2 separate regions of the Homo sapiens genome follow, and region 2 is linked to region 1. A link is a contact called in ENCODE Hi-C or POLR2A ChIA-PET data. All regions are on one chromosome and are shown on one strand. Each heading gives the region's core, a stretch centred on a gene start or an enhancer-like site at or near the end of the contact. The rest is flanking DNA. Distances are from core to core; before and after follow the strand shown.

Region 1 (7,389 bases), core at 460-2,959:
AATTAAAAGTTAAAAAAAAAATAACAATAGGCCGAGCAATGGCTCATGCCTGTAATCCCAGCACTTTGGGAAGCTGAGGCAGGCTGATCACTTGAGGTCAGGAGTTCGAGACCAGCCTGGCCAACGTGGTAAAACCCCGTCTCTACCAAAAATACAGAAATAAAATAAAATAAAATAAAATTAGCCAGGTGTGGTGGCTTGCACTTGTAATTCCAGCTACTCAGGAGGCTGACGCATGAGAATCGCTTGAACCTGGGAGGCGGAGATTGCAGTTAGCAGAGATCATGCCACTGCACTCCAGCCTGGGTGATGGAGTGACTTTGTCTCTTAAAAAAACAATAATAGTAACAATAACAAACAGAAGAGAAAGGAAATAAGTGAAATTCCCAGGAGTAGGCCCTGGAACCACGTGTCAGGTAGCACTGATCTTGAGCAGGAGAGGAGCAACTCCCTCCCTGAGGTAAAGAGGAAGGAGCTGGACTGGACACAAATAATTTGGTAATAAACTTGTCCCCCGGAATTTGAAAAGGAAGCCTTTTTTTCATTAATAAAGTAGTTAAATGAAAATAACTTATAAGGTTGGGCATGGTGGCTCATGCCTGCAATCCCAGCACTTTGGGAGGCCGAGGCAGGTGGATCACCTGAGGTCAGGAGTCCAAAACCAGCCTGGACAACATGGCGAAACCCCGTGTCTACTAAAAATACAAAAATTAGCCAGGCACAGTGGTGGGTGCCTGTAATCCCAGCTACTCGGGAGGCTGAGGCAGCAGAATTGCTTGAACCCAGGAGGCAGAGGTTGCAGTGAGCCGAGATGGTGCCATTGCACTCCAGCCTGGGCAACAGAGCGAGACTCTGTCTCAAAAGAAAAAAAAAGAAAAAAGAAAAAGAAAATAACTTATAAATGAAGTGTGTAACAGGTAAATGGAACAGAGATAAAACTTAGATTGACAACAGAAATAAGTGGTTTTCCTTCTTTCCCTGTGTGCAAATAAGAAAAAAAGTGGTTGGCTGGGTGCAGTGGCTCACGCCTGTAATCTCAACACTTTGGGAGGCTGAGGTAGGTGGATCACTTGAGGCCAGGAGTTCAAGACCAACCTGGCCAACATGGTGAAACCCAGTCTCTACTGAAAATGCAAAAATTAGCCAGGCATGGTGGCAAGCACCTGTAGTCCCACCCAGCTACTCAGGAGGCTGAGGCAGGAGAATCCCTTGAACCCAGGAGGTGGAGGTTGCATGAGCTGAGATCTCACCACTGAACTCCAGCCTGGGTGACCGAGCGAGACTCTGACTCAAAAAAAAAAAAAAAAAAAAAAGAAAAGTGGTTAATGTTATGCGGGGAGAATAAAAGCAGCAGCCCTGAGTCATGTTCCATCTTCTAATAATTCTGCTCTGTAAAGATGCTCAGGGCTGAAATCAGCAACCTAGAGAAGACCTACTTCAGAGCACTGGCTAAATTATGGAGAATGTTTTCAAGACTGCACTGAAATAATAGCAGGACACTAAGAGTGAAAGTAATAGTGGAAGTGAGTAAAACTTGGAGAGAAGGCAGCCGCTCAGCGTGAGAAATAACTACCAGAAGCCACTCACTTGCTGCTGTTTCCTATCAAATCCTTCCATTTACTTGCAGGAGCAGAAATTTACTGAAAGTAAATGGAAGGATTTGATAGAAAATCAAATCCAGGCCCTGCAACAGCGCAGAAACTTTTGCTAGATCCCCACTTGCATATTTTATTTACGTAGAATTCTCTTTTCATTTAAAGTATGAATAATCAGCTGCTGCTGCTTCTTTTTTTTTTTTTTTTTTTTTTTGAGACAGTCTCACTCTGTTGTCCAGGCTGCAGTGCAGTGGTGTGATCTTGGCTCACTGCAACCTCCACATCCTGAGTTCAAGCAGCAATCCTGCCTCAGCCTCCCAACTACCTGGGATTACAGGCCTGTGCCACCAGGCCCAGCTAATTTTTGTATTTTTAGTTGAGATGTGGTTTCCCTATGTTGGCCAGGCTGGTCTCAAACTCCTGACCTCAGGTGATCCACCCACCTCGGCCTCCCAAAGTGCTGGGATTACAGGTGTGAGCCACCGTGCCAGGCCCTAATAATCAGCTTCTTATCAGCACCAAGCACAAAATTTCAACTTTAGGATACTTATTTAATGGCAAAAATATATACAATAGTACTTGTTTTCAGCTTTCCATTTTTAGGTAGGAAAATCAAGTAAAAAATATATTTTGGGGAGCTAAATGATGAGAACTTATGAATACAAAGAAGGAAACAATAGATACTGGTGTCTACTTGAGGGTGGAGGGTGGGAGGAAGAGGAGGAGCAGAAAACATAACTATTGGGTATTGGGTTTAATAATTAACCTGGGTGATTAAATAATCTGTACAAAAAAACCCTGTGACATGAGTTTACCTGTGTAACAAACCTTCACATGTATGCCTGAACCCAAAATATAAGTTAAAAAATACATATATATACATATATATATTTGGACAGGAAGGTGGCTCACACCTGTAATCTCAGCACTTTGGGAGGCTGAGGTGGGAGGATCATTTGAGCCCAGGAGTTCAAGAGCAACCTGGGCAACACAATGAAATCCCACCTCTCTTTTAAAAATTAAATATGTGTGTGTGTGTATATATACACATACATATATATATATATATACATATATATATACACACACACACACTCTCAAAAGGAATATATTAAGTACTATAATACAGATTATATTACTTAAGGCCGGGCGCGGTGGCTCACACCTGTAATCCCAGCACTTTGGGAGGCCGAGGTGGGTGGATCACCTGAGGTCAGGAGTTTGAGATCAGCCTGGCCAACACGGGGAAACCCCGTCTGTACTAAAAATATAAAAATTAGCTGGGCATGATGGTGGGTGCCTGTAATCCCAGTTACTCGGGAAGCTGAGGCACAAGAATCACTTGAACCCAATAGGCGGAGGTTGCAGTCAGCGGAGATCATGCCATTGCACTCTGGCCTGGGCGACAGAGAAAGACTCTGTCTCAAAAAAAAAAAAAAAAAAAATTACATTACTTAAAATTATTTTTGGCCAGGCGCGGTGGCTCACGCTTGTAATCCCAGCACTTTGGGAGGCTGAGGCGGGCAGATCACAACGTCAGGAGATCGAGACCATCCTGGCTAACACGGTGAAACCCCGTCTCTACTAAAAATACAAAAAATTAGCCGGGTGTGGTGGCGGGCACCTGTAGTCCCAGCTACTCGGGAGGCTGAGGCAGGAGAATGGCGTGAACCTGGGAGGCAGAGCTTGTAGTAAGCCGAGATCGCGCCACTGCACTTCAGCCTGGGCGACAGACAGAGACTCGGTCTCAAAAAAAAAAAAAAAAAAAATTATGTTTTTTGAGACAGGGTTTTGTTCTGTTGTCCAGGCTGGGGTACAGTGGTATGAACACAACTCACTGTAACCTCAACGTCCTGGGCTCAAGTGATCCTCCTATTCAGCCTCCAGAGTAACTGGGACTACAGGGGCATGCCATGACACTCAGAAATTCTTTTTTTTTTTTTTTCTGAGACTGAGTTTCGCTCTTGTTGCCCAGGCTGGAGTGCAATGGCACGATCTTGGCTCACCACAACCTCCGCCTCCCGGGTTCAAGCGATTCTCCTGCCTCAGCCCCCCTAGTAGCTGGGATTACAGGCATGTGCTACCACGCTTGGCTAATTTTGTATTTTTAGTAGAGACAGGTTTTCTCCATGCTGGTCAGGCTGGTCTCAAACTCCCAACCTCAGGTGATCCAACCGCCTCAGCCTCCCAAAGTGCTGGGATTACAGGCATGAGCCACCGCGCCCGGCCATAACACTCAGCTAATTTTTTAAAAATGTACTGTGGAGATGGAATCTCCCTATTTTGCCCAAGTTGATCTCAAATTCCTAGGCTCAACCAATCCTCCCTCCTCAGCCTCCCAAAGTGCTGGAATTACAGTCATGAGCCACTGTGCCTGAATTAAAATTAATTTTAAAAATAAAGACATTTTATTGCATTATTGGGAAAAAATGTTGGCTTTTTAGATAATAAGATTATGATTTGAATCATCTTGGAAAATGTTGTATGTTCTTTTATAAATGGACATTGCCCCAACACATTACAGCTAAATACCGAGCTAGTCAGGGTTCCTCAGTTGCAAGCAACAGATTCCCATTCTGATTTACTTAAGCCAAAAAGAGATTTAATGGAAAAGTAGTATGTGTGTGATTGTGGGGTAGCATTGGGGGTTCTGGAGTTGAAGGAACAACAGAAGGGTTAGGGACCAAGGTATCTTCCAGGATCCAGGGAGTACAACTGACAAAGGTCACACTGAAGCCTTGACAATGGCTGAAATCAGCACTAACTGTGCTTCCTGCTCTTGGGTCATTCTGCTGAGGATTTCAAGCAGTGAGACAATGCATCTTGTCAGCTTCGGGCAAGGAAGAAAACAGGACACTGCAATGGACAGCCCACTGAAACACACATATTGGGAGACAGGAAATGCAGCAAAGGCTATTACTAGAAGAAATGGAAACGCGGATGTCAGGTTGTCCTCCTTGCCCTATTCTCTCTCTCTTTTTTTTTTTTTTTTGAGTCAGAGTCTCGCTCTGTCACCCAGGCTGGAGTTCAGTGGCGAGATCTTGGCTCACTGCAACCTCCACCTCCCGGGTTCAAGTGATTCTCCTGCCTCAGCCTCCTGAGTAGCTGGGATTACAAACACCTGCCACCACGCCCAGCTAATTTTTGTATTTTTAGTAGAGATGGGGTTTCCCCATGTTGGCCAGGCTGGTCTCAAACTCCTGACCTCAGGTGATCCACCCACCTCGGCCTCCCAAAGTGCCCTATTCTCTTACGCCACTATGCTTCTGCTTGGTTGTTCCTTGACTTGGAATGCCCCCTAACCCAGATCACCTGTCTTCACCAACTTCACCCTCAAAAGCTAGATAAAGTAACCTGCTTTTGTGAAGCCAGGCAGAGAAAATCACTTTGCACTCTCTTTGTACCTTGCATACACATCCCTTGTTGAACTGATCACGCTGTATTATAATTATTTGCATTTACATGAATCTCTACTATAATACTGTAAGTTCTTTGAGGGGAGGAATGTCATTTCATCTCTGCTGCTTGTGCACCTAAGACAGTGTCCATCACAAAGTTAGTACTCAACAAATGATTGCTATGTTAAAAATTTTTTTTAGAAAGCACATGGAAAATTCTATATAGACATAAAATAATTGACCGTTACCTTTGCAAATCTGTGTGATGTTTGACAAAGCCTGGCAATATCTTCAAGATCCAGATAAGAAATGATAGTCAGGAGCAAATCGTCTGAGAGCCGTTCAAGGAAGTCAAATTTACCTTTGCACAAATTGATGACATAGTCTAATATTCTTGCACCAAATATTAAGGCAGTTTGACCTGTAATTCAAAGAAGCCAACATGGTTATCATATACAGTCACATAAAAATTATAATAACAATCAGTGAAATACAAGCTTCAGGGCATTTTTCCCCTGGGAGTGACGTTAGATGATGCTAAGTCATTCCTACTTTCACCGAGCTGCCTTTGGGACTAACTGAATGCATTTTTGAGGCATCTGTTTCCAATTTCTGTCCCTGCCCTGAGATCAGAATCTTTGAGGGACACTCACTGTTTAACACAGTGATTTCTGCATCCCCTTGATCTCATCAGCACCAAACTCCAGTCTATACCACTAACGTAATTGGTCTTGGCATTACCATTGTACTCATGGCCCCTCCAAGCAGGCAGCTATGTGGAGGAAAAAGATGCTGGTCCACGTGGCTTTTCTGCCAGCCCTGCTACTGTCCATTAGTCTAAAACACATTGTCTCCTAATTTTAGCTGACATTTGATCTCTTATTTAACTTATTTTTTTTTTTTTTAGATGGGGTCGCCCAGGCTGGAGTGCAGTGGTGCAATCGCGGCTCACTGCAGCCTCGACCTCCCAGGCTCAAGCAATCCTCCCATTTCAGCCTCCCAAGTAGCTGGGACTATTGGTGTGTGCCACCATGCCTGGCTATTTTTTTAAATTTTTTTTTAGAGATGGAGTCTTATTATGTTGCCCAGGCTGGTCTAGAACTCCTGGGCTCAAGCAATCCTCCCACCTCGGCCTCCCAAAGTGCTGGGATTCCAGGCATGAGACACCACACCCAGCCTGTTATTTTTATACATTGTGTCTACACCAAACTTTCTTCCTTCTTTACCATCTCCTTTCATCCCTAACTTCATTTGATAGGAAAAAAAAAAAATAGGAACAGGGCTGGGCACGGAGGCTCACCCCTATAATCCCAGCACTTTGGGCAGCCAAGGCAGGCGGATCACCTGAGGTTGGGAGTTCGAGACCCGCCTGACCAACATGGAGAAACCCTGTCTCTAATAAAAATACAAAATTAGCCAGGCGTGGTGGCACATGCCTGTAATCCCAGCTACTCGGGAGGCTGAGGCAGGACAATTGCTTGAACCCGGGAGGCGGAGGTTGCGGTGAGCTGAGATCATGCCATTGCACTCCAACCTGTGCAACAAGAGCGAAATTCTGTCCAAAAAAAAAAAAAAGAAAGAAAGAAAGAGAAAGAAAGAAAGAAAGAAAGGAAGGAAAGAAAGAGAAAAAATATAAAGAGGCAAAGAGAAAAACATGAATATTTCATAAAAATTATTATGATTTTTTTTTGTAGAGACAGGGTCTCACTATGTTGCTCAGGCTGGATGCTTCATAGTATTTTAACTTTTGCCTAATATTTTCTGTACCTGTTCACTTATTTTCAAATTAGGAAATAGTTCATAAAGAATCAACCAATCAATGGCCTATCTAACTATGTTTGATGTAGGAAAAAAGGATTTCCCCCCAGTTCTCTGAATAAACAAGAAATGAAAACTTGTTTGGAAGGATAGATGTTTAAATGTAAACAGTGGTTAAATGTGGTGACTTTTATTTTCTTCCTTTGGCCTATCTGTATTTTCTGATCTTTGTACAATAAACCCATATTACCAGTGTAATTTTTTTAAATATTGGAAAAAAAGACTACCTCTTTTTTTTTTGAGACAGAGTCTTGCTCTGTCACCCAGGCTGGAGTGCAGTGGCACGATCTCAGCTCACTGCAACCTCCGCCCCCTGGGTTCAAGCAATTCTCCTGCCTCAGCCTCCTGAGTAGCTGGGATTACAGGCACCCACCACCATGCCCGGCTAATTTTTGTATTTTTAGTAGAGATGGGGTTTCACCATGTTGGTCAGGCTGGTCTCGAACTCCTGACCTGGTGATCCACCCGCCTCAGCCTCCCAAAGTGCTGGGATTACAGGCATTAGCCACCATGCCCGGCCAAGACTACCTCCTTTTAAGAGAGAGGAAAACAGGGTGATGGTGGGGTATGCATATAGA
Region 2 (6,557 bases), core at 3,599-6,098, 470 kb before region 1:
GTTCTACCTCTGAGCTCTTCTTTCTTTTCTGTAGTGCCTTCAATTACAAAAGAAGAACATAGAATATAGACAGGTAAAGGCAGTGTGTAATCAAAGTGGTGATTCAAATCACCATGTCACCATGCCATAGTGTGGAGAATATTTTTAAAATTCCCACCTCACTTACACAGAAAGGCAAACCCCCTGTAGATTACATATGTAAACATTAAAAATGATCAGTTATATCAAACTTCTAGAATCAAATATAAAACAATATTTTTAAAATATTGAGGAAGAAATAGCTGTTGTAAATATGATATGGAACCCAAGAACCAGTCAGAAAAAGGCTGACAAATTTGACTACATAAAAATTTAAAACTTCTCTAGGACAAAAGATTCCCTTAACAAATCTAAAAGAAAAACAACAAATGGACAAAATACTAGCAACGTATATGACCAAGATTTAATATATATAATATTTAAGAGTTCTATATTCATTCAGAATAATAAGAAAAACACCATGACTTAAAACACTGAGAGGGCCGGGCGTGGTAGCTCATGCCTGTAATCCCAGCACTTTGGGAGGCCGAGGCAGGCAGATCACAAGGTCAGGAGATCGAGACCATCCTGGCTAACACAGTGAAACACCGACTCTACTAAAAGTACAAAAAATTAGCCGGGTGTGGTGGCAGGTACCTGTAATCCTAGCTACTCGGGAGGCTGAGGCAGGAGAATGGTGTGAACCTGGGAGGCAGAGCTTGCAGTAAGCCGAGATCACACCACTGTGCTCCAGCCTGAGCAACAGTGCAAGACTCCGTCAAAAATAAACAAAAACACAACAAAACAAAACAAAGAAACACAGAGCATTCTCTGACAAAGAGTTTTATGAAGAAGAAAAAGAAATGACCGATAATAAATGAAAAATTCCTGACGACACTAAAAATGAAAACAATGCACATTAAAGCAGCTCTGAAATAAGACTTTTTATATTTCAATTTAAAACGTTTTTATTGTCCAGGTATATTAGTTTAAAAAGCAAGAAAGGACAAGTGTGTACAGAGTTACTCATTTAAATAAAACTATATTCCAAAACGTGTTAATACATGCATAGTAAAATTCTGGAAAGATAGACACCAATGTTCACAAGAACATCTATTTTCAAATCAGAATGAAAAGCAAGATGAAGACAGAATAAAGCAACATGAGCATTTTGAAAAAAATAAATGGCTACTTTAAAAGGCATTCAGGTTTTATCTTATGAAAGGAGTAGAAAAAAATGCTCCTGGAACTGACAAATTTAGTAAAGTTTCAGAATACAAAATCGATGCATAAAAATCAGTAGCATCTTTATACACTAAAAACGTTCTAGCTGAGAATCAAATGAAGAACACAGTCCCATTTACAATAGCCATAAAGAAAATGAGATCCCTAGGAATTCATCCAGCCAAGGAGGTGAAAGATATCTACAAGAAGAAGTACAAAACACTGCTGAAAGAAATCAGAGATAGCACAAATAAATAGAAAATTATTCCATGCTCATGGATTGGAAGAATCAATACAGTTTGAATGACTATACTGTTTAAATCAATTTATAGATTCAACACCATCCTTATTAAAATAAAAGCGTCATTTTTCACAGAATTAGAAAAATCTATTCTAAAACTCAGTTGGAACCATAAAAGAGCCTGAATAGCCAAAGCAATTGTAAACAAAAAGAACAAAGCTAGAGGCATCGCGTTGCCCAACTTCTAACTATACTATAAGGCTACAGTAATCAAAATGGCATGGTACTGGTACAAAAACAGACACATAGACCAGTGGAACAGAACAGAGAACTCAGAAACAAACCTGCTCACTTACAACCATCTGATCTTCAACAAAATCAACAAAAATAAGCAATGGGAAATGGACTGTCTATTCAATAAATGATGCTGGAATAACTGGCTAGACATACGAAGAAAAACGAAACTGGACCCATACTTCTCATCCTATACAAAAATTAACTCAAGATGGATTAAAGATTTAAATGTAAGACCTAAAACTATAAAAATCCTAGAATAAACCTAGGAAATACCCTTCCTGACATAGGCTTTGGCAAAGAATTTATGGCTAAGTCTCCAAAAGCAATTGCAACTCAAACAAAAACTGACAAGTGGGACCCAGTTAAACTAAATAGCTTCTGTACAACAAAAGAAATTACCAAAAGAGTAAACAGACAGCCTTCAGAATGGGAGAAAATTTTTGCAAACTGTGCATATAACGAAGGTCTGATATCCAGAATCTACAAGGAACTTAAACAAATCAACAAGCAAAAAACAAAATCCAATTAAAAAATGGGCAAAGGACATGAACAGACACTTCTCAAAAGAAGACATACAAGTGGTCAACAAACATGAAAAAAATGCCCAACATTACTAATCATCAGATAAATGCAAATCAGAATCACAGTGAGATACCATCTCACACTACTCAGAGTGGCTATTATTAAAAAGTCAAGAAAATAACAGATGCTGGTGAGGTTGTGGAGGAAAAGGAATGCTCATACACTGTTGGTGGGAGGGTAAAATTAGTTCAACCATTGTGGAAGACAGTGTGGCAATTCCTCAAAGACTTAAAGACAGAAATGCCATTCTACCCAGCAATCCCACTACCTTTAGGTATATACCCAAAGGAAAATAACTTGTTCTATCAAAAAGATACACGCACTCATATGTTCCTTATAGTGCTATTCACAAAAGCAAAGACACGGAACCAATCTAGTTGCCCATCAACAGTGAATTGGATAAAGAAAATGTGGCACACATATACACCATGAAATACTATGCAGCCATAAAAAGAATGAAATCACACCCTTCGCAGCAACATGGATGGAGCGGAGGCCATTATCCTAAGCAACTTAATGCAAGAACAGAAAACCAAATACTGCATGTTCTTACTTACAAGTGGAAGCTAAACATCGAATACACATAAATGTGAAGATGAGAACAAGAGACACTGGGGACCACTAGATGGGGCAGGGGGAGAGGGTGGCATGGGCTGAAGAACCATCTGTTGGGTACTATGCTTACTGCCTGGGTGATGGGATTTTTGGGACACCAAGCCTCAGCATCACACAATTTACCCATGTAACAAACCTGCAAATGCACCCTTTAATCTATAATAAAAGTTGAAAAAAGAAAATGATGATAATAAACCTTAGCATTAAAAAATAGTTCATTTGTAACATAAAAATTAAGTAAATTCTTATTTGTTCTTACTTCTTTTCCCACTGTGTTTTTCCAAAGTAGAATTGTTTTCAACATCCATGGTATCTAGAAAGTGACAGGTAGTGGTCAGAGAACTGTAATTTATAAGTAAAATTTATAAATCTTATGACAATTCACACTGCATGGAAGGCTTGCGTTTATAACAATATTCTGAGTATAATTTATCTGTCTTCCTTCCAAAGGAAACAGACACTGAATTGATGTCTAAGGTCTTCGTCTAGTTCTCTGAGACTTTGAAACAGCTCTTCATTACTTTTATGCACCAATTTCCTCATTTATGAAACAGGGACAGCAACGGTTATCCTGTTCAGCTTTAAAATTTTTATGAATATTAAATATCTTACTTGCAAGAGTTAATAGGAAATCACTATATAAATCAATAACAGTCCAGAGGATATCTTTCAAAACAATGTATTTTTAGCATAAGAGTAGGTATCTGATTTTTCTTTCCTGACAGGTAGCAGGACTATTTGTCTTTTTAGGCCTTTCCAAAGTTGTGACAAAATGACACTATTACCTGTGAGTGGAAGAACATGTTTTCTTTTTTTTTTTTTCAAGAACAAGGATGGAACTCGCTTTATAAATTCAACACTTTACTATTGATATGCTAATATAGTGAGATACTACTATGTTTACCAGTGTATTTTTTTACCACCTAACCAAGAGAGCCCATTCTGTTAAATATGGCTTTATAATGATCTCTTGCCTCCCTGCAGTTCCCAAAAGGGTCGGGTTAAGCAAATGTAGAGAACAGGATTCTGGCGGCACCAAACCTGTTCTTTGTCACAGTCTGCTCACAGTCAAGTGCAGCAGGAAACCGGGACTATGATTTCAGACTTTTGAAATTCTGAAGCTTGGGGCCTGTGGGCCCACTTCCTGTTGGTGATCCAGAGGCTGTTTCATGCTTTGCTTCAACTCTGATCACTTCCCACATCCCTACCCAGTGTCTGTGATATCCACTGAGCCACTTCCATCCCAAGACCCTAGGGTAGCCTTACCCATCATGTCAGATGCTTGACTACTTTCAGTCCTTGCTTCTTGGCTTCTTGGCACACCTTTTGGAAAACACATGACACAGGAGCACTTCTTATTTTCAGGTTCTTGTGGCTGTGATCCTAAATTGTGATTTGTAAACATTTTTATTTGTGCCCACTCCCCTTCAAAGATTCTCCTTCCCCCCAACATTAGTGACTGCCCACTCCCCACAGCTAAATTAAGGGATGGGCTCTACATCTGAAATCTCTTTTTCTTTTGTGGTTCCTCACTGTATTTTTCCCTTCTGTTCATAAATAACCCTGAGAATTTCATCTTGAAATAAAGGGTCAATTAATAGTTTGTTTCAGTGATGAAGAACACTGGAGGAGCAAAGGCTGGTTTTAGGGAAAAAGATGATGTGCTCAGTTTTGGAGGTGTTAAGTTTGAAGGTCTTGAGTAACATCCAAGTGGTGAAGTCTAAGGCCTTCAGAATCTCCAACAGGAGCCTTCTGACACTTGGATGAATGAGTTTAGAAGACAGGGCTGGCTGGAGATACACATGTAGGAATCATGAGGTTGTGGGTGGTGACTGAAATCACAGGAGTGGATGAAATGCCTGGGTGAGGCCTTTTTTAATCTGGGTGAGTCAGAGGGGCCAGGGGACACCTTATTCTGAAAACTTACTGCTATTGTGAATCATGCCTTGTGCTAAAGTTGCTTTTATCTCATGGTCATTTCAGATCCTACAATTTCTCCATCATTCTCTTCTCTCCCATTTACACTTCCCCCTTCTTGCCTCCATTTTTCTCTCATCTTTTAATTCTTTCTCTACATACTTCTTGTTGTACCTAATTTTTTACACCACTCATCACCCTTTGAATGTATCTCATTCCACCTGTTTTTCTGTTTATATCTTTAGATCTAGTTTTATTATTGAGGTGAACTTCTTTCTACTATCACTTCCTCCTTCTATTCTCTCTTCTAGCTTGTTTCTCTGAATCTTGTCTTGACTTTTTTTTTTTTTTTTTTTTTTTTTGAGACGGAGTCTTGCTCGATCGCCCAGGCTGGAGTGCAGTGGTGCGATCTTGGTTCACTGCAAGACCTGCCTCCAAGGTTCACGCCATTCTCCTGCCTCAGCCTCCTGAGTAGCTGGAGCTACAGCTGCCTGCCACCATGCCTGGCTAATTTTTTTTGTTTTTAGTAGAGATGGGGTTTCACCGTTTTAGCCAGGATGGTCTTGATCTCCTGACCTCGTGATCCGCCCACCTCGGCCTCCCAAAGTGCTGGGATTACAGGCATGAGTCACTGCGCCTGGCCCTTATCTTGATCTTGACTCTTTTTGCAATTTCAATCTTTGTCTTTATCCACATTTTCTTCATCTATATTCATCTTTATCTCACAGGTTATTACTTTCATCACCAAATGCCTGCTGTTAGGACACTGACCACATAGCCATCTCTATTACCTTTGTCTGTTCTTTATGAGCTTTCTACCTTGCAAGGCTGTCAATCAATCAGCAACTTTATTTTCACGTTTCTGGTACAATTTCTGAGAAGTGTGTTGAAAATTATCCCTCCCTCCCCCACAAAATTCCCCTACCTGGAATATTTGAATTCCTTGTCCACTTAGAAAAACTTGAAGCTGACTCTTATATCTTTTCATTTGGTGACTCTAGCCTACCTTTCTCCATTCTTTCTCCTTACTTTATCCACTCAGTGTCTCCTCCCTCCATTCAGGAGCCCAGCTCTTCTTTTTCTTTTCGCTCCCTCAAACCTGTCGCAAGCAGCCCGAGTCTGTGCACAAGTCTTTGTGTGTGTGGTGTGTATGTGTGTGTGCATATGTTTTGGGGGAGAGGTAAGGAAAAGAAAAAAGAACTTTTCCTCCATGCAAGTAGGAAAAAAAAGATAATTAATAATGAACTGAACATCATAATCGGCTTCTCCATCACAAGCTAATGGGCTGCATCTCTTCTGACTCTCTTTGTGTATTCATTGGAGGAGCTCTAAATTCACAGGACAATGAAGACAAACAAGGAAATAATAGACTATAGACAGTGACGAGGAAACCAGGGAACCTGTCTCAATGTGGTCATGCTGAACTATTTTCAGAGCTTAAACGGACTGACAAAAAAATACACCTATATCAATGAGTACACCTCATAGCCCTACTCTATCTGGCCACACTTCGTTCTCCTTCTCACTTCTCATTTTTCTGCCCATTGCCCTGCTGCTATACATTTTTGTCTCTGTCTCTTTGATTCGGTGAGCTCATCTCCCTTTGATTTATCTTGTCTCCTGTGTTGCTTTTTCTGTTTCCATCAATGATGTTCTGTTCTCC

What was found. Hi-C counts contacts between places; a loop is a spot of excess contacts on that map. ChIA-PET counts read pairs that join two places held with the same protein, here RNA polymerase II (POLR2A). Pooled maps may share reads with other maps.
Region 2: a pooled map shows a loop between it and region 1 (2.4-fold over the local background). The contact joins two enhancer-like sites. A Hi-C loop is called at or near these places in 2 of 37 single-sample maps with no recorded cell type and 7 of 50 pooled maps. POLR2A ChIA-PET finds 5 or more read pairs at or near these places in 1 of 52 experiments (OCI-LY7).

Annotation. Positions count from the first base shown.
Region 1 is chr2:229,994,776-230,002,164 of GRCh38, reverse strand. It overlaps FBXO36 (F-box protein 36), which reads right to left. Exons shown (of 4, transcript NM_174899.5): 3 at 5,242-5,414. Among named protein-coding and RNA genes, the nearest start is that of SLC16A14, 70 kb to the left of the region's middle. Within about 2 kb of position 1,709, at least 2 of the 41 ENCODE cell types and tissues checked have a DNase peak (open chromatin) inside an H3K27ac peak, as active enhancers do.
Region 2 is chr2:230,471,127-230,477,683 of GRCh38, reverse strand. SP100 (SP100 nuclear antigen) reads right to left here. Exons shown (of 29, transcript NM_001080391.2): 16 at 4,244-4,360; 17 at 3,237-3,290. All of the region lies in intron 3 of LOC101928816 (a long non-coding RNA gene), which reads left to right. Among named protein-coding and RNA genes, the nearest start is that of SP100, 58 kb to the right of the region's middle. Within about 2 kb of position 4,848, at least 7 of the 41 ENCODE cell types and tissues checked have a DNase peak (open chromatin) inside an H3K27ac peak, as active enhancers do.